Regions from separate parts of the Homo sapiens genome. Here all the other regions are linked to region 2. Evidence: chromatin contacts called from ENCODE Hi-C or POLR2A ChIA-PET data. All regions are on one chromosome and are shown on one strand. Each heading gives the region's core, a stretch centred on a gene start or an enhancer-like site at or near the end of the contact. The rest is flanking DNA. Distances are from core to core; before and after follow the strand shown.

Region 1 (5,935 bases), core at 2,410-4,909, 220 kb before region 2:
CAGAACAGAACAGAACAATTGGAACAGACCCTTCCTGATGACGTTACCTGAGTGCCTGGTTCCAGCTGGGTCTGAGGCCAGGCTAACCCTTGAACTTTTAAGCTCTGTGAGCGTACACACTCTCTCACCCCAACCCCTCATCACTTGCCAGTCTGAGCTGGGTTTTGACATTTGCATGGGAAAAAGTCTTGACTAATACAGGTACCTCCTTCCACAAGAAGATTAGGAAGTGGTCATAGTGTAACACTTCCAAACAACCTAGAAAAGCACTGCCTGAGGGAAACCCCAAATTACAAGGCACACCATTGCAGTTGCAAATCTTGGTTCATCTGATGCCATTCTGGGAGGGATTCCCCAAGTCAACCCCAACTGTACACGGCCTGTCCCAGCCATGCACCATTCACCAGGTTTCAGTTCACCACCTGTGCATTTTTCTTTCGATCACCCCAATTCACAAATTTCTTTCAAGGGTATGCCTGCAACATCACTTTGAAATTCAGTAAAGTATCTTCTATTCACCAAGCCCTGGGAATTTCTTCAAGACATTTTCACCCTCTAAAAAAAATAAAGAAATCCCCTCAAAGTCTTATGATGACCATACTATTAAGAGTTCTCAGTCCAGTGGGTTTTCACTCAAAATTCTTTCAGTGTGTGTGGTTTTTTTTTTTCCCCCAAAAACAAACTCTACAATGATTCACTGATTCCTCACCCATGGGTTTGTTTCTCATTTTTCCTGAATCTGATAGTTTATTTTTTGTTCTTGATCCACTCTGCCAAATTATGATAATCTCACTTTCATAGAGTCTGGTAATAAATGATTTAAAGGAATTCATTAGCAACTATTTTATTGTAATACATACATTCTGGAGAAATACACATTTTTCTTCATGGTGGCCTCTTTCAAGCTATCTGACTGAAATCACTTACTGAGACCAGGCATGTTAAAATATAGAATAGATTTTTCATGAATAACCTGCCCTTGCATAGTTAACACTATTTTTCAAAGTCTTTGCTTTCTCCTAAATAAAATGATTTTTTAAAATAAATCATTGTTGGCCAGGCGCAGTGGCTCATGCCTGTAATCCCAGAACTTTGGGAGGCTGAGGTGGGGGAATCGCTGGAGCCCAGGAGTTCGAGGCCAGCCTGTGCAACACAGCAAGACCCCGTCTCTACTAAAAACACAAAAATTACCTGGGTGTGGTGTTGGGTACCTGTTAATCCCAGTTACCAGGGAGGATGAGGCACAATAGTTGCTTGAATAAATAAACAAACAAATCAATCAATCAATCATTGTTTAAATATATGGATTTGGGCATAAAATAGTCATTCCTTGTTAGTGGCTGTTCATTTCTTTCACTCAAAGAATTTGCCAAAAGCCACTTATTTCTATGCATTTTCTGTCCAGCTCTGTAACAGCTTGCAACTACTTTTTTTCTTCCACTTAGCTTTTTGCTTTTCTTTTCTGAGACGAGGTCTCACTCTGTCCCCCAGGCTGGAGTACAGTGACACAATCACAGCTCACTGCAACCTCAACCTCCCATGGTCAAGCAATCCTCCCATGTCAGCCTCCTAAGTAGCTGCGACTCCAGGTGCATAACACCACATTCAGCTAATTTAAAAAAAAATTTTTTTTTGTAGAGATAGGGTCTCCCTGTGTTACCCAGGCTGGTCCCGAAGTCCTGGCCTCAAGCAATTCTCTTGCCTTGGCCTCCCAAAGTGCCTCACATCACAGGTGTGAGCTACTACGCCAGGCCCCACTTAGCTTTTTTTACTTCACCCCATTAATATTTAGTATCCCAAAGTTTCATTTATTTTCCTGTTACTGTGAAATTCCAGGTGAAGATTACTGGGCTCCTATGGCTTCAGCTTTTTACTATTAAGGAATATTATATTAGAATCATCAACAACAATCCAGTGAAATTCTAATAACATTATTAGCACCTTTCGTTAAGCGTATGTCACATGCTGTGTGTCTCTAGCTGGGTGCTTTATGTCCAAGTTTTCATTTGGTTCTTGTATGGTGGGTATCATTTATGGCCTTTTTTTTTTTTTTACATGGAGTCTCACTGTGTTGCCAGACTGGAGTGCAGTGGTGTGATCTTGGCTCACTGCAACCTCCGCCTCCTGGGTTCAAGCGATTCTCCTGCCTCAGCCTCCTGAGTAGCTGGGACCACAGGCGGGTGCCACCACACCCAGCTATTTTTTGTATTTTTAGTAGAGACAGGATTTCACCATGTTGGCCAGGATGGCCTTGATCTCTTGACCTCGTGATCTGCCCGCCTTGGCCTCCCAAAGTGCTAGGATTACAGGCGTGAGCCACCGCACATTTACGGCCATTTTATAGACAAAGAAACAAAGTTTTCTATTTTGCCCAAGGTCATGGTGGCAGGTCACGATTCAAACATGAATCCTTTGTTTCTAAAGCCTAAAGAGACTCAGGATGACATGGCTGAAAATTCTAGCATTGGAACTGCAAATATCGGATTGAAATCCATCACAACTGTATTCTTTGTAGCTGCAAACCTGAAACCAGTGTCTCATGTTGACAACTGGCCTTGCCCATGTTTTGTCCTTGGCCAAGGGGCAAAAAGAAAGCTCTGCCCTCTTTCAGACTGTGCCCATTACAGTTCTAGCTTACTTATCTAGGACTGCTAGTTAATTTCATATTAAGGAAATCTGTGAGCATCCCATGAAAGGGGATCTTCTCTCGTTCTTGCTTATGTGACAACAACATATACAAACATCATTATTATGCAATGTACCGGGGGGAAAGGGAGCACATTTGATAAATGTCATGATAATTTTATTCTTCGGGAATCTAAAATTGCTGTTGCCTTTTCTAATCTCCAGTGTCTCTAGCTGGTCCAGAGATAACGGCTCCCATCCCAGGCTAGAGACTCCATCTCTAATTTCCCCAAGTCTGTCAATGAGAGGCAGGGACTGAAATCCCAAGTTCTGTCTCACCGGATATTTTCCAGGAATGCCTCTCTTCCAAATCATCAGCGACATTTAACATGACCCTGAGCAGCAAACTTCTGCCCCAGAGGAAAGCAGAAAACCAATTTATGTAAAATTAAAAGCGATTTGCTTGATCCATCACTTGCTTCCACTCCCGTCCCACTTTCAACTGCAACACATTCAGCTGGAATTACAGGCTACCTCTTCGTCCTGCACTGGGGCATAGAATCTATCTATGCACAACCATGGAGAACAAACATTACAGAGAAAATAATGACTTTGGAAGCACCAGGCACCCTACCCAAACACAAGCTACATGTGTGTTCACAGATGGAAACTAACGGCTGTTTACCCTGAAGGCCCCATAAGAAAAATGCAGTCACCATAACAGTAAAATGCAACTTACTATTCAACATGAAACAAAGTGAGATAAAGAGAGGGCTAGGGACTGAATTCCAACAAAGAGCTCTTATAGTACCTTGGATTTCCTCGGGACAGTCCACACCATTCAAGAGCTGTGCAGGCCCTGAAGAGGTGAGCTGCACAACTGATGAGATCAAAAGACCAAGGCAGGAAAAGGGTTGCAGGTTAGCTCAGTTCTTTGTTGGGTGGGTCAGAGAACAGAACTCATGTGACATCATTTTGTGTCTTGCTCTGGAGGTGCACTTAGCAAAGCCAGAAATCCAATGTTAATTGATCAAACAACGACAACAAAATACCGGTTTTGTCTGGCAAAGGATTATGCAACATATTGATGTAAACGGCATCGAGCCGCATCAGAGGTACTCTGACCATTTCCTTGATGCAACAAATAAGGGCACGCATTCCTTGTCAGTGCATCACAAAATGACAACAAAAGTCATCCAAGGTTTCCTGTTGAGAGATGCCAGCTGGTATTGACAAAGGCTTAAGAGTGTCTTTCTCAGACCTCTGTGGTTTAGCACTTTGTCAAAACAGGATACTATTTAAATTAAAAATTTACTGATTCAAGTTCAGAAAAACCCTGCTTTGCTGTTTTTATAACCAAATTTGTGGGTGGGGAAACTTTGACCTTTATTTTTTCTTTTTTTATGACACCTTATATGGGTCTGAGAAGGTACTATATTTAGCAGGCTAGATTTGAGAACTAAGGTGTCTAAGCAAGATGACTATCACTTTCTATGAATTACTGTACATGTGAAATCATGGGCTTGTTATATTATGCAAAAGCGACTCATGTGAAACAAACAAAAATACCTGTTTGCATGTATAAGTTTTGTAAAATCTTTGTGGGGAGAGAAAGGGGAAATACACACTAGACTAGGCCACGGCATAATGTACCTCCCATGTGAATCTGGCTTAGTGTGCAAATGTATGTTTTCAGAGAAGGCTAAGCCAGGGCTGTAAGACTATGGTCAAAAAAGCAAAGCTGACGGTCAACCATAAGCAGTGCAGTGGTGAGAACCAAGATGCTGGGGAATAGATGGAGTCTCTGGAAATTGCGAAAGAGCAACCAAGCTTGTTTCTGATTGGGGGCTCTTAAACTTGCTCTTCCCCGAACCTGAAACTTTCTTCCCTAGATAGACGCAAGACTCAGTCCCTCACTCAGTCAAGGTCTCTACTCAAAGACCATTTCCTCAGAGTCCTTCCCTGGCCAGCCAGTCAAACATGGGACTGTCATCACCACGGTGTTTATCTTAATCTACTTTGTTTTCTTACAGATTTCATCGTCACACAACATGTGGTGATACATTGTTTTGTTTTTTGTTTTTTTTTTTTTGGCTTACCAGTTTAATGTCCCATAAGAATGTAATCTCCCGGCTGCTTTCTCTGCTGCTCACTCTAGGTGCCTCACTCTAGGTGTCTAGGTCAACACAACCACCCAATAATTTGTCAGATGTTTGTTGAACAGGGAATCTCATGAACAGTCTATTTGAGTTGCGTAAAGGATCTCATTATTTTTCTTGAACTTTCACCTGTCTAGCTAACTATTTATGGGAAAGGTACTAACAAAGTCATTCCAATGATGTCAAAGACTTCTGAGACACCAGAGATGCAGTTAGATATAAATATTAAACTACTTATTTTGCCTTAAAATCACTCTGAGATTATCTTTGAAGGTCTTACAGCTTTGAGAATATGCAACTTCCCATTGTTTAGGGGGAAACGCTGGAGGAAATTTGCATAATTTGAGAAAGAAATCGAACTCACCAAATACCTTAGTGCAGTTCATCTCTTTTGTCAATCTCTCTTTCTTATTAGTACAGGCAAATCTTTTAGTGAAGTGAATAATACTTTGGCCAATGACCTTACGCCAAGAGTACACCAGTGCTCAGGTCACATTTTGACCTTTCTTCCATCCAACATAGCTGAAGGATATGACACTTTATAAACAATTACACTGACTTGCTCTTACTCTGATTCTAAATAGGGCTAATGAGGAGGTTGGAATCAGTGGCACCCAACCTCCGAAACAAGCCCCAAAGATTCTCACCATTTGGTATTCATGCCTTGGATAGTACCTTCCAACACCATGTCAGGGCCGGTCTCTGTGACCAATAAATATGGCAGAAGTAATGGTATGTGATTTCCAAGGCTAGGTCACAACTTGGATCACTCTGGGAAAAGCCAGCTGCCACATCACAAGGGCACTGAAGTCACACTATGGAGAGGTCCACAGCCTGAGAACTTGAGGCCTCCTGCTGACAGCCATGTGAGCGAGCCATCTTGGAAGCGGCTCCCCTAGCCCCAATCATGCCCCAGCCTCACATTTTGACTGCAATCTCATGAGATGCTATGAGCCTGAACCACCCAGCTAAGCCACTCCCCTATCTCTGACTCACAGAAAGTGTGTAAAAGAATAAATGTTTAAACTGTAAGACACTAAGGTTTGGAGTAAATAACAGAGTTATCCAAATCTGATCATGAGGGCAGTTGCATGTCATCTGGCTTGCACACACTTTCTTCCTGCAGGAACACTCTTCCCTGCCCCATCCTT
Region 2 (5,676 bases), core at 1,576-4,075:
GTTTTGAGGGTAGTTATGCTTCCCAGCTCATCTATATCTCATACTGGTTGAGCAAGCTAATGGAAGTGATGTTAGTGGAATCCAATATTAATGCTCTGTATCATGCAAACCTGGATGCAACTGAATATATTATACAATTATAGGTAGTATCTAATTCCATAGGTATTAGATACTGTACCCTAAATTAATATTTTAATGAGGACAGTGAAATAAAGACGACAATCCAGGTAAGGGATCCATGCATTGCGGCCCAGCTAAGCTCCTTGCTGAAAGAGCGCCGGATTCGGGAGCGAATGGCACAGACACAGGGATTGTGACAAAAATCCGTATGCAAGCTTTAGATGCTGAGTGACACATACTGATGCACAGAGTCAAAGATGTCATCCTCACACAAGCGCCACTCGCTGTAAGCTTGAGAGAAAATGCAGGGGGAAAGATGGGGGGGCGTAGTTGCAGTGAGACCTCCAGAAAATAAACAGGGTGTACAGTTTCAAAGGCTGCAGACACAGACATTTCATTGTTCAAGCCAATTATCAGTGGAAAATAATAACAACAGATGGATTCAGAGTCACTGACTTTTCATATGCACTTCATCTCGGCGGAACAGATGATGAAACGCGAGAGCTATCTCAAAAAGGCAAAACATCTTTCAGTAAAAGAACTCTACAGTCCAGATGGGGACCTTCTAAGGCTGCTGATTATCTTCTTATAATGTTGTAAGATAGACCTACTAAAACATTTCAAGAACTGATCAGATACGATGCGTACAATGGCTTCATTATTGGAAGGAGTCGCCTCAGACTTGTGACTAAACCCGGCAGAGATTTCAATAAGGTTAGGACTGTAAGTTTCCTGTTTTCTCATCAGGGACTGCAGGTTCCAACTAAAACTGGAAATCTGTGCACAACAGGAGAATAAACTGTCGCCCAAGGATCCTACATATTTGCTCTTCTCTGATTTGAGCAAAGGAAAAAAAAATAAACTGGAACTGTAAAAAGGACATTAAATTATTATGAAGCATTCTACCACAATGTGTGTGTGTGTGTGTGTGTGTGTGTGTGTGTGTGTGTGTGTGTGTGTGTGTGTGTGGGTGAGGGGGGACAGCTCCAAAGCAACTCTTTATTAAAAGCATTCGGTGATAAAATATCACCCCTTACATGCATTAGAACATCTTAAATATCCCTTGCCACTGGTGACTGCAAAATAGAATTTCCTTTTAGTAGGGAATAAATATAAATTTCAATGGTGGTGTAACAGCAATTCTACCAAATGTCAACGAAAACTCACCAACCTACCCTAACCCACTCTCACTCAACTTACTACCAAGTTACGCTTGCTGATAAAACACAAGAGGTTAACCACAACCTGAGGGCTTGCTGTAAGTAATGGAAAAAGTTAAATCTCTAATCAGATAGGCCTCATCCTTACTGGAATAACAATGTATCTGTTCCATGTGTCTGTCTCCTCATCTATCCATCTCGATCCATCCATCCATCACCAATTGCACATTCATAATTTTGCAAAAATTCTTTCCCTGAATTAATATAAAATATGGTCGAAATCACTGCGCTAAGAAAAAAGAAAAGCTGATTCTCTCAACTATTTACTAACATACTTAACATTTAAAAAATATTTTTATGAACACACTGTTGACTTCACAAGTTTATAACGTAATTTTTTTTTTTTTTCTGAGCAAGGCTTTTCTTTCAAAGTACTCTGACAAAAGTAAATTCATAGCAGAACACACAGGCACGAAGAAAATATCGCCAAGGGCAAAATTCTGCAACTGCTTTAAGAAGCAAACAAGAACACAAAAGATGTGTAATACAACCATCTGGCTCTCCTCTTACTATATCAATGCCTCAACCTTATCCCCACCCCCTGAGCCAACCCACACCAATGCCACAAAACCAAATGGCTTCACTTATGTTTCCTGCACAGCAAATTTACACAATGCAGTTAGAATGCAAAAGTTGATTTTGACACACAAACTAGCATCTTTTGAATTTTCCCCACTTCAATGATTTTGTTGTCGTTATCTGTTCAGAGTGGGACTTCTTTGAAAGACCACCAAGAACCTCACCATGATAAAAATGTTCTCACATGGACATATCTGTTCAGCCTCAAGAGAAGTCTCCCTGAAAACCTTAATCTCTGCCATCTTGTGCTTTCTGTTATCATCAGACTTTAGATGTGGACATAAAAAAAAATCCTAAGCTTATTCCAATTAGAACTTTTACTTTTGGGGGGCACTAAATGGTGGGTTGTTTCCCCAACTTATGATTTGAAATGACTGCACTAATTTTTAATTACCATTCTTGCAAGTCAGCACATTCACTGGAATTTTTCCTTATTCAGCTCAGTCTACAAACATTTACTGAGCAACTACTGTGGTATTAGAAACATGCTGGACAATGGATGATCAGAATCTATTATTTTCCCGTGTGCTAGCAGGACTTGCCTGGTACATGAAACCAGCAACTCTACAGTTTATAAAAAATCTTCCACATGCAGGCAGGCTGAAGCATTTTATTTACTTATATACTTATTTTTGAAGGCAGATATAACAGACATTTGAAAGTTATAGCCTGTTTGTGGGGATCTAATTGCTTCCAAAAGGTGGGAATGAATACTTTTCATGGAAATCTCAGTTTGGGTAAAACCAATAAAGCATCATAAATGATTCTCACCAAAGGGCAACAATGTAAAAAATAACTGAAAAAAAATTTCTTCACAGGCAAACTCTACTCTTTGCTTTTCTGCAGGGGCATGCTGGAGGCAGACGTTCTCTATCAGGCAAGAGTTCTCAGTCAGAATTAAGGTCTGCCAGGCAGAGGGCCACGTCTGGTTTACTTCTGTTTTCTCACTGTTGCTGGTCTTCCCCGATTCCTGCCTCCCTCTCCATGTTCCGGGATGAGACTTTGACTGGTTTCTCAAGGGGCTAACTTTTGGTTCTCTTCTGGGCGTTTCTGCCCAGAGTCCCCTGGTTTGGACAGCAGCGATCGTCTGTAGGACACACACAGTGAATCCAGCCACCGGATGAGGAATTCTGCTAATTGTTTAAGCCTGCACTAGTGTCTGGCCACCAGTTGGCAGACACAACTCATGGCTGCCTACCAGGCCTAGGTTAACACAGCTGGAGCCAGATGACAGGCTCTCAAAGATATTCCTCTCATGGCCACATCTGGCTCTTGGCGGTTCCCACTGCAGCTGAACTGATTCTGTTTGGTTGTTCTGGGCAAAAAGTTTAGGCAACAGATAAGTCGTATTAATTTCAGTTTATGACAAAAATATCAGAACATATACTCCATGAAGGCAGGGATTTTATCTGATTTGCATCCCCCTCCCACTTTTTTTTGTTTGTTTGTTTTTTGTTTTTGAGACATGGTCTCACTCTGTTGCCCAAGCTGGAGTGCAGTGCAGTGGCACGATCATGACTCACTGCAGCCTGGAACTAACTACTAGACTCAAGCGGTTCTCCCACCTCAGCCTCCTGAGTAGCTGGGTCTAGAGGCACGTGCCACCATGCCTCACTAGTTTTTTCAATTTTTTGTAGGGACAAGGTCTCACTATGTTGCCCAGGCTGGTGTCGAATTCCTGGGTTCAAGTGATCATCCTGCCTTTGCCTCCCAAAGTGCTGGGATTACAGGCATGAGCCAGTGTGCAGGCCTCTTGCTTGCTGTATCCCAGTACAGAGCAGTGGCTACGCAGGGTAGGTGTTCAGTAAATACAGAATGAGTGAATAACACTAATCAGTGTATGAGTGGAACAAAAACATTCCTGTATCTTACTCCAGCTACTCTGTTCCTACTGTTGTACGTAAAATGGCTAGCATGCTCGTGCACACAGAGAAGTCCTTGAATGGCTCTACAGCTAGATTTTATTATGGACACGCTCATCTCAAGAATGAACCCATGTACATTGTCAGTATAGCTGGAAAGACCTCCAACAATCCTTCCCTTCAAACTACCCAGTCTCCCAGAATTACCCACATCCCAACTTTATTAGTCCTTAAACTGAGAAACTTGGCAGCTCTGTGCCCACAGGGCCTGAGAGTGATCTCAAAGTAGAAACTTACCTTTTGGCCACCACCAAAGTGGGAAATGATGAGGCAACTTTTCCTGGCACCTTTCCATCCCATTTCCTTTCCCATGCCTCTCTTCCTAAATTCCCTGATATCTGCAGATCCCAGCTCCCTTCTACACTCAACTATGACCCAAGGCGAGGCTTCCCCAAAGCTCACCACCTCTCTAGCTCCCATTAGAAACACATTTAGAAAAGCCTACGTAATTTAAAACCAGGCGGGGCCCTCCCTCTTGGCTCCTTCACTAGAAAGAAGCCCAACTTACAGGCTGTTATGTTAATAATAACTATAAAGCTCCCCTGAGTCCACCAAGGGCTTGCTAAAGGTGAAGGGACACTTAATGGAAGCCTGGCAAGGGTGTACGCATATGCTGCTTCTTTCCCAAAAAGAACGTTAACACTCCTAAAACAAGAACGGCTGAACAAGGCAGATGAGTTCAACAAGCTCAGCATCTGGACTTCAGCGAAAGAAAGGTAATCAAGTGTGCTAGAGGAAGCTGTTGCTGAACTCATCTCCTTTTCTATCATATAAGGCAGCAGGGTGGAGGTATAGATAATTTTTTTAAGCTAAGTATAAGTTTCTGAAAAGAGTACTGTGTTCACTACGAAGAATTCAGGCTTCAAGCTCCCCTTGGAAGGAGCTGCTTACTTCATTAAAGGTGGACCAGAAAGATGAACTCCTAAAATGCCTCTCCTTCCCTGCTTCTGCTATTTGAAATTACTTTAAAAATGAGAGAATAAGCTAGGCTCAGTGGCTCACACCTGCAATGCCAGCTATTAAGGAGGGTGAGGCAGGACGATTGCTTGAGCCCAGGAATTCAAGGCTGCAGTGAGCTAGCATGGTGCTGCCGCACAATAGCCTGGGCAATAAAGTGAGACACTGTTTAATAATGGGGGAATAGGCCAGGCACGGTGGCTCATACCTGTAAATCCAGCACTCTGGGAGGCCAAGGCAGGTGATCACACTTGAGGTCAGGAGTTCGAGGCCAGCCTGGCCAACACGGTGAAACCTTATCTCTACCAAAAAATACAAAAAAAAATTAGCTGGGCATGGTGGTGCTTGCCTGTAGTCCCAGGTACTCAGGAGGCTGAGGTGGAAGAATTGTTTGAACCAGGCAGGAAGAGGTTGCAGTGAGCTGAGATCGTGCCACTGCACTCCAGCCTGGGTGACAGAGTGAAACCCTGTCTCAAAAATAATAAAATAAAATAAGGGAATGTCTTTGTACAATTGCACAATCACAATGAAACTTTAATTCTTTTTTTTTTTTTTTTTTTTGAGATGGAGTCTCGCTGTGCCACCCACACTGGAGTGCAGTGGCGCAATCTCGGCTCACTGCAAGCTCCGCCTCCCGGATTCATGCCATTCTCCTGCCTCAGCCTCCCGAGTAGCTAGGAATACAGGCGCCCGCCACCACGCCCAGCTAATTTTTGGTATTTTTAGTAGAGACGGGGTTTCACTGTGTTAGCCAGGATGGTCTCGATCTCCTGACCTCATGATCCGTCCGCCTCTGCCTCCCAAAGTGCTGGGATTACAGGCGTGAGCCACTGCGCCCGGCCAAGCTAATTATTTAAAAAGCAGTACAACAGGCTGCA
Region 3 (5,286 bases), core at 79-2,578, 210 kb before region 2:
AAGCAATACAAAAACAGTTACTAGGCATGACATCAGCTCACAACTACCGTAATTACATCGGTACACAAATTTCCCAAACTGTACATTTTCCAAACTGCTTCTCAATTTCAACGGCTGCCTTTAGACAATTACTTGCAGAGCTGTCTGCAGGCTTTGAGTAATACCCGTCTTTCTTCTCTTTCCCAAGCGTCATTTCCCTTTAGAAAGTGCATATTTCAATTATAAGCACTATTTTTCAAATATGCCCATCAACATATGTCCAAATTAGGAGACGGTGTGGTCTGGTGGTTAGCGAGGAGCATTAAGCATCAGCAACTCTGATTCCATTCCTTTTGCTTTCCCTGTTTGCGGGGCCCAGGTGGTAGCTCAGGGAGAGGCAGTAGAGTGTAATGGATGAAAGCATAGACTCTTGAGCCAGATTGTGTGGGCTAGAATCCCAGCTCTGCCACTTATCAGCTGTATGGCCTTGGACAAGTTAACTTCTCTATGCTCCACTTTCCTCCCCTGTAAAATGGGAATAATAATAGAACTTACCCCATATGGTTGTTGTACAGTAGTTGGCTCCTAGAAAGTACTATATAGTATTTACTATTTAATATGATAACTATTATCTTTCTGGGACTCAGTTTCCTGTTTGAAAACCTGGCTTAAATTAACCTGACTTAGGGTAAACTGTTTAATTTTTCTAATGTCAGGGTAGGGGGTTGCAGCCTGGTCACATTATCTCAAGATAGTGAAGTTCAATGAGTAAAGTTTGAATGAATGAATGCATGCATGTATGAATGAATGAATGAAAATATAGGTCCTGAAAATAACCCATAGTTACAGAAGTGAAAAATACTATATTGTGGAACTTGAGCTTCATCCTATTTTCTCTAATTGCTTATTTTCATGTTCCTGCAATGAATGTTGATAAACATCTCTGACCCAATAGAAATAATAAGTGTAGGGAAAACAGATATTGCCTTGTGATTTTAGAAGTGTATTTCTCTAAGCACCAAACTTTTCGAGCTCATCCTATATGCACAACCTCTGTCTCACCGTGTTGTGTGGTCAGCTGGCTTTCCTGACCGGGCAGGGTGCCAGGGGAGTGCGACTACCTCCATTGTCACTTCTGGTCCATGGTATTGCACCAAATGCTGTTATTCTAGGCTCCAGGAAATTTTCTAACCACTGGACAGGGTCCAATGCTGTGTGCTAATGAGTTTCAGATTGGAGGACCTCACTGTGCATGTGTCAGAAAAGTGCCACGGTTTATAGCAAGGTGGGGGGAGGGAAGAAAAGACACACCAAAAGAAAAAACAGTAGTTAAAAAATGCTGGCTACTCAAATTGACAGGGAACGTGACCTCTGCACTTCAGCAGAAATTCTTGCAGACTTACAAAATAAAGGAGTTTGCTTTTATCGCACACTGTGAGACTCATATGGAAAAATGGAAAACACTACATCACTTGACCTCAGCGTGCCCCCTTTCAACCACAGACGAATATTGTGTACAAAAATTCTAAATCAACTTAAGATGTTCCCCCCCCAAAAAAAGAGAGAGGCTTTAATTTTCTACATTAGACTTGATGATCACTATTTTGGTTCTGAGATTTTGCTCAGAAGATTCACACAGGAAAAAGACTCAAAATTCCAGGAAGAGTATTTTACCACTTTGGGGATAATGATGTAGTGGTCTCTATTGGCGGGGCGCATCATCGTCTATACTCCCATTGCACTGGAGAATACTGAGCAAGCCTGACTCGCCCAGGCCTGAAAGTCACTCAAGACTAAAATCATGATTATTTGCTTACATTAACAGAACACTAAAACCAATTTTAAACAACTTAAGGAAACTCGAGCCATCTTTGCTGGGTGATTCACTGCCATGGGAAACCAAGAAGCTCTTTTCTCCCTTCAAGGCAACCAATAGGCTTGATAGCAAGACCTCATTGTGGGATCACAGCCTATCCAAGAAGAAGCCGCCCTTCTGCTGCTGTTGCTGCTGCTTTTATTTTTTTCGTTAAGAAGAATCACTTCTTAGGAGTGTCTAACAGAACTTTTGAGTAATGAGATTACATTTCAGTTTTTTTTCTTTTGCCACACTTAGTCCTGGGGACTTTAAAAATCCAATTCTTTCACATCCTCTAACTGTCATCAACATTTTTTCAGATGGTGTCAATAAAATTGATTGCTTGCAGTTCTGAATTCTGTTCTGCATATGGAAACAATATAATTTATTTTAAAGAATTTTCAATAGGGATGGAAGGAGAAATGGAACCTCAGGAAACCCATCCACAACATTTGGGGAGGGGTGGGAGGGAGCAAATCCAAAGCAAAGTAAACATCCTGAACATTACCGGACGCTGGAAACTTTGACAAAACGTCCTGATATATAAACCCTAAACCTGACTGTTGTGCTGACTGATACATCTTTCTGTCAGATATGAATGATGTTTCTGGAGCATTAATATGTTCATTAAATTCTAACTCCCTATACTTAAAATATTCTCTACTTTGGCTCAGAGGCATCTTGACAGCTTTGTTGTAATCATATATGTGAGGCCCCCAGTCTACACAGTTGTAGAGATGCCTCATACCTACAACCAATCTGTTGCTTTTACAAGTTCAATCTAGTTATTAAGCAGCTGATTGTGGAACCACGTTGCTTCGACATCTTCAACTCAGCTGTATATCACAGAAACCACTATGGGTGGTGACAGAGTCCCATGATGCCTAGCAACTGTACATGCCCCTAACTCCTTAATCCGTGATACTACAAAATATGGCTTGCGTTTTCTTTTTTTTTCCCCCTCTTTCCCTGAAGCACAAGTGGACGACCAGCAAGGGTCCGACAGTGTTATTCCTAATTACCTTTTTTTTCACTCTTGATCCTGTGGCTCTCATAATTAGTTACCTGGGGCTGCAATCCAATTTGAAGTGATGACAAGAAAGTGATCCATGAAAAAGTAATAAGTTAAATCCAATTTCAGCCTTCCTCTAATTAAATGCACATGGAACTAATGACTCCAACCCTAGCATTTTAGTGATAATGGTAATTAGCGAGGTGGGAGTCACTCTCTTTTTCAACACTGGAGGTGTAAACCACAAGGTAAAATGGCAGGAGCACTCTTAATTACATGTGTCATTTTGTCAGCAATTTACACATTTTTGACCAGTCAAGTATGTTTTTCCCCTGTCCCTCTCCACCTCCTAGCCCCAACAATGATTATAATAAACTAGTCCATGTTCCAAACGCATGGACGCTCATAAGAGCACTTCAGACTTGAAAATAAGAAATAACTTTGCTTTGCTGTTGTTGATCACCTTTCTGTCCCCACCACACACACAGACACACACAGAGACACACACGCACAGGCACACACACAGACAAATAAAGATATACTTAGGGTAATTATGCAGATCTGAGTCCTCTTAATTGAAATCCAGATATTTATAGTGGAACTGATTTTTGTTGGTTTCAGCTGTCTTTTTTTTGCTTATAATATGGAAAATAGCGTAATTTACTTATTTATGGAAAATATGACACTCAGTAGGTGCTGAGTAAACACACATAAAAAGAGAGGCAATAATTAACCTCTTGACGGCACACTGGTTATCTGTGGTTCTAAAAAACCTGGCTTCCCATCCTGGTGCTGTTACTACCTTTGTGCTGTGTAGCAAGTCAGTTAATCTCTCTGTTTCCATCTTCCTCATCCATTAAATGATTTAAGGACACTGCCTATACTACAGAGTAGCTAAGGAGCTGGCCCACGTTCAGCACTGACTAAACATTCATTATCTATCACACTTTGCATGTGGTGGCAAAGACATGATTACATATAAAATATTAGCATCACATTTGCATTGTAATTCTTAGATACATTTAAACTAGTGATCATATAATTAAAGTCCAAACTGAGTTCCTTATTTTTTGTTTCTTTTTGAGACAGAGTCTCGCTGTCGCCCAGGCTGGAGTGCAGTGGCGTGATCTCGGCTCACTGCAACCTCCGCCTTCCAGGTTCAAGCGATTCTCCTGCCTCAGCCTCCCGAGTAGCTGGGACTACAGGTGCGTGCCACCACGCCCAGCTAATTTTTGCAAGATGGGGTTTCACCTTGTTGGCCAGGCTGGTCTTGAACACCTGACCTTGTGATCCGCTCGCCTTGGCTTCTCAAAGTGCTGGGGTTATAGGCGTGAGCCATTGCACCCGGCCACTTTTTTTTTTTTTTAATCGAAATAGAGTCTTGCTATGTTACCCAGACTGGCCTCAAACTCCTGAGCTCAAGAGATCCTCTGGCCTCAGCCTTCTTAGTAGCTGAGATATGGTGCACACCACTGCAGTTGCACCTGGTTCAAATAGGGATTTTTTTTTTTTTTTTTTGAGCTAGGATCTTGCTCTGTTTCCCAGGCTGGAATGCGGTGGCACCATCATGGCTCATTGTAGCCTCTACCTCCTGGGCTCATTCAATCCTGCCACCTCAGCCATCAGAGTAGCTGGGACTACAGGCACCGGGCCCGGCTAATATTTTTGTATTATTCACAGAGATGGGGTTTTGCCATGTTGCCCAGGCTGGTCTCTAACTCCTGGACTTAAGTGATCTGCCTGCCTCAGCCTCTCAAAATGCTGGGATTACAGGTGTGAGCCACTGTACCTGGGGATACCTTCAAGAGTGGGAATTATGAATAAACAAAACCAATCAATAGCCATGGAGTGGGCTGTCCTGGGCAGACTGGGACACAGGGCCACCTATGCACAGCTGAAGTTGAAATAACAAAAACGAACGAACTCATTATATTACAACTTGCACCAAAATTTTGGAGGCAAGGACAAAACAGACTATCAAAGAAAAACAAAATCTTAAAGCAGGAGTATCAGCCTGGACCCCAAGGTGAACTTCTTGAAGTTCATGAAATCCCTAAAACTGGATGTGACATTCTGTGTTCATGTGCGTTTTTCTGGGAGGAGGGGTCACTGTTTCTATCATATTTGTAATGGTGCATGTAATCAGAAAGGCTTAAGAACTATTTCTAAAATATTTCTGTTTTATTATTTCTTATCGAGACTTATTTTTAGGGTTTTGGGATTCTCAAAAGTCATGTGATAACAGTAACATCTTAAAGATATCAAAATTTCAATGCTTTGTATCAATTTAAAATGCTAGGGGTGCCAATTCTAGACTATGTTAACTCTAGACATTAAAAAAAAAAGTTTGCTTCTCTCTCCTAAATTATCCTCCTTACTAATCAGTGCATAGGGCTATTTCTTAAGGGTCAGTACTTCAAAACCATTCCATTTCACTATC
Region 4 (5,379 bases), core at 2,384-4,883, 140 kb before region 2:
TGTATACCTTCCTTCCATGGGAGAAATTTCTTCGAAGACAGAAGTTTCTTGTCTTAATGGCTGGTTCTAAACCCCACCTTGCCTTGCCTTAAATTTGCCATGTGGTCCATGGAGGCAAACTAGGAGGGGGACAGGTGTCGATTTAAGCCAAACAAAACAAAAAAAGAAAAAATATGGCCAGAATGGTCTAGACATCACCCACCCAGAGGCATCCGAGACAACCAGAATGCCACATGGCATGCCACGAACCACTTGGAGGTCTGTGCAAAATTCATAGGTGAGGCAGGCAACAGGCTCCATCAGCCACCAGTCCAGGTTGTAGAATGAGAAGCAACGTGATCATCAAGTAACTGTGTTGCTGGTGGTAACAGAAGCACCACGTTTGAGCAACTGAACTCAATCTTTCACTTTGTATGAAGACAGAAGGCTAAACATTCTCACTGGATTGCTTGACATTAAGAAAACAAGTTCCCCAAAAGAATGACTCCAGGTTAAAACATTAGCCAAATTCTGGTGACCAATAATATCTTGGGAAGTAACAATCACTCTGAGAAACACTTAAGAAGACAGCCCAATACTTAGCGCCTCCTTGGCCCACTTGCCATTTTCTGTGTAGTATGTGCAGGGAGTCTTCCAGGAAAATGGGGGCACAGACACAGGAAGAAAAGGCAGCCCTTGCCTTCAAGGAGCTTACAGTCTTATGAGAGGAAAAGACAAGTACATGAGAGGAACACAAGCAAGTGGGGGGTGACAAGAGCCGCTAGCGTGACCATCACAGAGCCATGAATCATTAATGACACCTGGAAACCTGTTACGGCCCCCATCTTCCAAAGATTCACGCAGTTCCATTCTTTAAACTTTTCTTGAACTTTCTGTGTAATTAAACACCAAATTTGGCAACCCATGCTAATTTTGAAAGGCACTCCCTGGGAATTTAGTAAAAAGTTTAAACAACTTGTTTACATGTGTTTGGCCCATCTGTTTAAACTTCTTGTTTATTTTAATAGGAGCAACTCTTGGGTGCAAGCTCCTTTTGTGCTTGAGACCACTACTGGCCTCTTCTCCAGCTCTGTTTCCCTAATCTGCATTCTAAATCTCTTCTGTAAACAAAACTTGAATAACAACTTTTTATGATAAATGCTGAACACCTCCAAGATGACTGCTGCAAAATAAACTACTTTTACAACCAGAAAGCATTCTAAACACACAGAAAATACTTTTTTAATGCTGTCCTTTTCTTAAAAAAACAAAAAGCAAAAACAAAAACACACACAAAGAATTTTATTTTCTCTGTGTGTGTGTCTACATATATATGTTCTTGACGATCCTTCTGAATTGTGTGCATTCCCATCATGCTCCAGTGTTTTTCCAGCCCCGTAATGCCCTCACTTTTGATTGTGGAGATGATGTTGAAGTGCACAGGGTATTTACTGATCCGGTTATCTTGTTCTGTGACAGGCAGAATCAATCAATCAAGAGGCCAGCTTTGCACTTACATATTCCAGGCACATCTCCGCACTTCAGGATACGAGATCACAGTGTTATCCAGCCAAATTTGATCAACAAATGCAGTTCCCCTGTGCCACAGCAATCTCAGATGAAGATGTTATTATGTGGAACTGAGCAAAGTGATAAAGACAGTACAGCAGAGCCTGGAGAAGCCCGGCTGGACCGCACTGACAGCTTTTATATACGAAGGCGGTGATGTCCCTTTCTTTCAGATTATAAAAGTTCCCTTGATTTGAAGAAAATCACTCTGGACATATACAGGTGACCCCCAACCATTGCGTTTCCCCATCTATAACTAAAATCCTCAAGGAAGAAGCAACATACATTAGTATAACATTGCAGGCAAAATCCTTTAATAACAGGGCAGTATTTAAAGCGTAAGAGAGCACGTGTGAATTTTCAGAGAGCTTTTCTGATAGTTTCTTGTTGATGTTGTTATTATTATTGATTATTATTATTTGGTGAAAGCTAATGTCGGAAAGATGAAAAACATGGTTTTAGAACTTAATCAGTTACAAATAATTTTATTTATATCAAATCTCTGACACTGTGTGTCAGTGTCAATATTTTAAGTGGATCCCAAGAAAGTCTTAAGAGGATGTCTTACTGCACCAATAGCTTTCACTTCATTACTGCCCTGCAGTTATTTTACATTATTTAATCCCAAATCCCATCTTTTGGATTCTACCTTCCTCTTGCATTTTAAATCTTTAATGGGAGCCTCTGGCGGTCCATGGGTACAATGATTAGATACCTGCAGAGAGAAACTGAAAAATTAATCGTGGTTTCCATTTTATATTTTTGTATTACACTAAAAATTACTTACTTGTAGAGCTAACTTCTACACTCCTGCAATATGTTCCTTAACATTGCAAATGCTGAGAATGATTTCAGATAAAGCATGTCCAAACTGAGCCAGTAAACAGCCTTAAGTTATTCTTTGAGATTTGTATGCTGGGTTTTCATCCAAATTTCATTTCAAATAATTTTAATTAAGACGCATTTATTGATAGAGGTTTGTTACATGTGGCCTAAAACCAGGGCAAGAGTACCCCAGGCTAATCATAGGAATGACGTTAAAATTGTTTATTATCCTTTTATGAATTTTCCTGCTTAAATTACCGAATTTCGCAACTCTATGCAAAATGTGAAACACTGTAACCACATACAGTTTATTATAGAAACTGATGTATGCATTAATCTGACCTTTACCTAAATACCTCCTTAACCACAAGGAATGAGTTTAAAAGAAAAAAAAAACAAAACAAAGTCAGCTATCACATCATGAGTACCATCAAACTGCTAAATCTATTAACTTTGTTTTCTTTTTTCACTATTATTAAACTGGAAAGAAAAATTCAACTGGAAAATTGTGCCTTGTCGGTTCCCTTGTCATCATGTAATAAGTATGAGAAATATATGTGCAATGGCCAAATGGCCGGTAGACAAAACACCCACTCTAAGTGACGTACTGTTTTCCATACCACTCAGACAAAATCAAAACAACAGAACTGCTGCAAACAAAAACAAAATAACATTTCCCATCAGCATTCCAGACAGAAAATTTACAGGAAAAGAAGCTGGGAAAAGAACCAGAATGAAATAACTGCTCATACCTCCACTCTTGGTAGAGCCATTTCTTCAGACAAACAGCACTTACTTGAACAGTGAAATGTTTAACAATTGATAAAATGTTTGCCAGTGCTGGAAAACTTTTTTCCCCCGTTTTTAGGCAAACATTTGCACTGTTTAAAGTGATGAAGTACTTCTATAGAACCAAGGGGCCTAGATTTTTCTTTTTTTAAACAGGGGAAACTTAAGATAAGGAAAGAGACAGGTTATAGATGGGTACAGAGGTAACTTTGCGATTTAATTACTTCTCCTTTCACAGAGAAATAGAGAAGAGTTTCTCAGTGCTGCTGAGCCCGCATGGGAGGAGAGCGTAAAACTCACTTGAAAAAGTGAAGATGAGCTCTTTTTACAGCTGAGTCACATTTATGTAACTTGATTAAGGTGCCAGCATCCTGGAAGTTACTGGATCAGGGTTAAGCATAGATACCTGCTCATAAACTGAGGTGGTGCCGTGACTATCAACAGCTGTATTTGACTATTTCATCGAGTCAGTTTACAGTGTCTCCATCACAGTGGACGCCTGTCAGCTGCACTCTTGCTAACACAATTCCTGTGTTTTGCCTGGCAGTAAATGGACGCCTCTGCCCTAGCGTCTTCTAAACAACTCCGTTAACATTTGCCCCCGAGCGTCTCTCTCTTTGTCCAGTCCCTGTCTTCTAACAGATGTCATCCAAGCCTAATCAAGCATAAAATGGTCATAAATATTTCTTTCTGGTAGATTTCACATTCACATTTCATGCAGGGACATGATATTTTTCTGCTACCTCCAGGGAGAGCCTAATGCAAAAACCAGTTACTTACATTCTAGCCTCATGTTCCTTTAGTAAAATGCAGAGCATGTTCTCAGTTCAAAGACATAAAAAGGTGTAAGACTTTATCTTCTGGCTTTTGTTTAACTGCACCTTTTATCTTTCCTTCCTCCCCCACCGCCCCCCGCAAATGTATCTTCATCTTATAGTTTATCCTGATGCATTAGAAATGTTCTTTTGTGCCTGAGAAAATATAAAACAGGGTCTAAAATGAGCCCATGTCTACCATATTTCAGTTACTTTAGGTTTTCAACATTAGGCTCCTTAATTACTGGCTAAAAAATTACTGGCAAAAAAAAAAAAAAAAGATTTTTTGCTCAGATATGTAATTCAAATAACAAGCTATTTAAAGAGTAGATAAGAAGAAGGCTCTTCTATTTTGGTTCATTTTACGCACAATTTTGCAACCTCCATCATATTTAGTTAAAACGATGGGATGAATCGAATGTACAAATTTAAGTTTCATGCCAATTAGCATTGAAAAAAGAAAAGATAATCACGAGATAGGCCCCATTTCCAATACTTAAACTTTGATCAAGCAGGGGGAGCTACTCCAGATAATTAATCAGCCTGCTTAATGAGAGGAGAACTGGTAATCAGCACAATCGTATTTATCTTCAGCAAACTTAGTAAATAATGAGTCTTAATCTAAAATAAAACTGTCCTAATAATACTTTCAAGGCCATATGTCTGTGTTTCTCTTTCCTATCCCTTTTGTCAAAACAAAAATCTTATATTGCTATTTAAAGTGAACTGCAAAACACTTAGCGGTATATATCACAACAATGACGCTCCCCCCACGCCCTCACTCCGTTGAGCCTAATATTTGATTACTGCTAGTCAAATCAAGCTTTCAGGCAAATAATCTCCATTTTTAAAGTTAATGAGATATGGTCATGTCGACAACAGCTTGCAGAAACTTTTAATTTTAATTCCTGCAGGCTGTGCTGGCCTCTTTTACAGCAACTACTGTATGAATGAGTCAAATTTGCCAACATGGCTTATGTAGACAAGTGCACACTAATTAAAAATACCCACTGGTATCATAATTTAAATACCATGAAAATAAACTGTGAAAGTCGCTCGGATCCAGTCTTCATGGTTTCCTTGGAGTGTGCTTCTTTTGACTATAGGATGTTTTATTGCTCGCGTATTCTTAGCTGAAAACCATTTTGCATCTTTGAGGAATTTGGGATTTTGATGTAATTATACAATTTGTGTTAATATTTGTTTCGCATAAGCTGTTAAGCAGGCCTCCCAGAACGACCACTAATTGAGAAAACCATATTGCTGAGGCATGCGGCAAATTTATACTCTTGATTCAGCGTCCATCTACAACTTCCTTCCATGGGGCCGTCTCTTTCCTCTCTGAGCTCCAGCCACAATGAATTCAAAATAAAAACACAGTTGTTTTAGTCCGTCTTTCTTT

Evidence for each region. Hi-C counts contacts between places; a loop is a spot of excess contacts on that map. ChIA-PET counts read pairs that join two places held with the same protein, here RNA polymerase II (POLR2A). Pooled maps may share reads with other maps.
Region 1: a map with no recorded cell type shows a loop between it and region 2 (2.1-fold over the local background). The contact joins two enhancer-like sites. A Hi-C loop is called at or near these places in 6 of 168 maps with a recorded cell type or tissue (CD8-positive, alpha-beta T cell, endothelial cell of umbilical vein, left colon and 3 more), 8 of 37 single-sample maps with no recorded cell type and 15 of 50 pooled maps. POLR2A ChIA-PET finds 5 or more read pairs at or near these places in 4 of 52 experiments (activated B cell, activated CD4-positive, alpha-beta T cell, activated naive CD4-positive, alpha-beta T cell and 1 more).
Region 3: a loop to region 2 is called in a map of aorta, with 2.6 times the contacts of the local background. The contact joins two enhancer-like sites. A Hi-C loop is called at or near these places in 6 of 168 maps with a recorded cell type or tissue (IMR-90, PC-3, aorta and 2 more) and 7 of 50 pooled maps. POLR2A ChIA-PET finds 5 or more read pairs at or near these places in 5 of 52 experiments (AG04450, WTC11, activated B cell and 2 more).
Region 4: a loop to region 2 is called in a map of aorta, with 2.3 times the contacts of the local background. The contact joins two enhancer-like sites. A Hi-C loop is called at or near these places in 4 of 168 maps with a recorded cell type or tissue (aorta, ascending aorta, cardiac septum and 1 more) and 8 of 50 pooled maps. POLR2A ChIA-PET finds 5 or more read pairs at or near these places in 2 of 52 experiments (B cell and activated naive CD4-positive, alpha-beta T cell).

The regions. Positions count from the first base shown.
Region 1 is chr3:71,083,697-71,089,631 of GRCh38, forward strand. All of the region lies in intron 7 of FOXP1 (forkhead box P1), which reads right to left. It overlaps LOC124906247 (a long non-coding RNA gene), which reads left to right. Exons shown (of 2, transcript XR_007095956.1): 2 at 1-5,019. Among named protein-coding and RNA genes, the nearest start is that of FOXP1-AS1, 200 kb to the right of the region's middle. RefSeq lists an enhancer at 4,148-4,247. Within about 2 kb of position 3,660, at least 7 of the 41 ENCODE cell types and tissues checked have a DNase peak (open chromatin) inside an H3K27ac peak, as active enhancers do; they include CD8-positive, alpha-beta T cell, where a contact is called at or near this core.
Region 2 is chr3:71,307,719-71,313,394 of GRCh38, forward strand. All of the region lies in intron 4 of FOXP1 (forkhead box P1), which reads right to left. Among named protein-coding and RNA genes, the nearest start is that of FOXP1-AS1, 21 kb to the left of the region's middle. Within about 2 kb of position 2,826, at least 11 of the 41 ENCODE cell types and tissues checked have a DNase peak (open chromatin) inside an H3K27ac peak, as active enhancers do; they include CD8-positive, alpha-beta T cell, where a contact is called at or near this core.
Region 3 is chr3:71,102,428-71,107,713 of GRCh38, forward strand. All of the region lies in intron 7 of FOXP1 (forkhead box P1), which reads right to left. Among named protein-coding and RNA genes, the nearest start is that of FOXP1-AS1, 180 kb to the right of the region's middle. RefSeq lists an enhancer at 1,978-3,475. Within about 2 kb of position 1,329, at least 12 of the 41 ENCODE cell types and tissues checked have a DNase peak (open chromatin) inside an H3K27ac peak, as active enhancers do.
Region 4 is chr3:71,165,543-71,170,921 of GRCh38, forward strand. All of the region lies in intron 6 of FOXP1 (forkhead box P1), which reads right to left. Among named protein-coding and RNA genes, the nearest start is that of FOXP1-AS1, 120 kb to the right of the region's middle. RefSeq lists a silencer at 185-334. Within about 2 kb of position 3,634, at least 5 of the 41 ENCODE cell types and tissues checked have a DNase peak (open chromatin) inside an H3K27ac peak, as active enhancers do.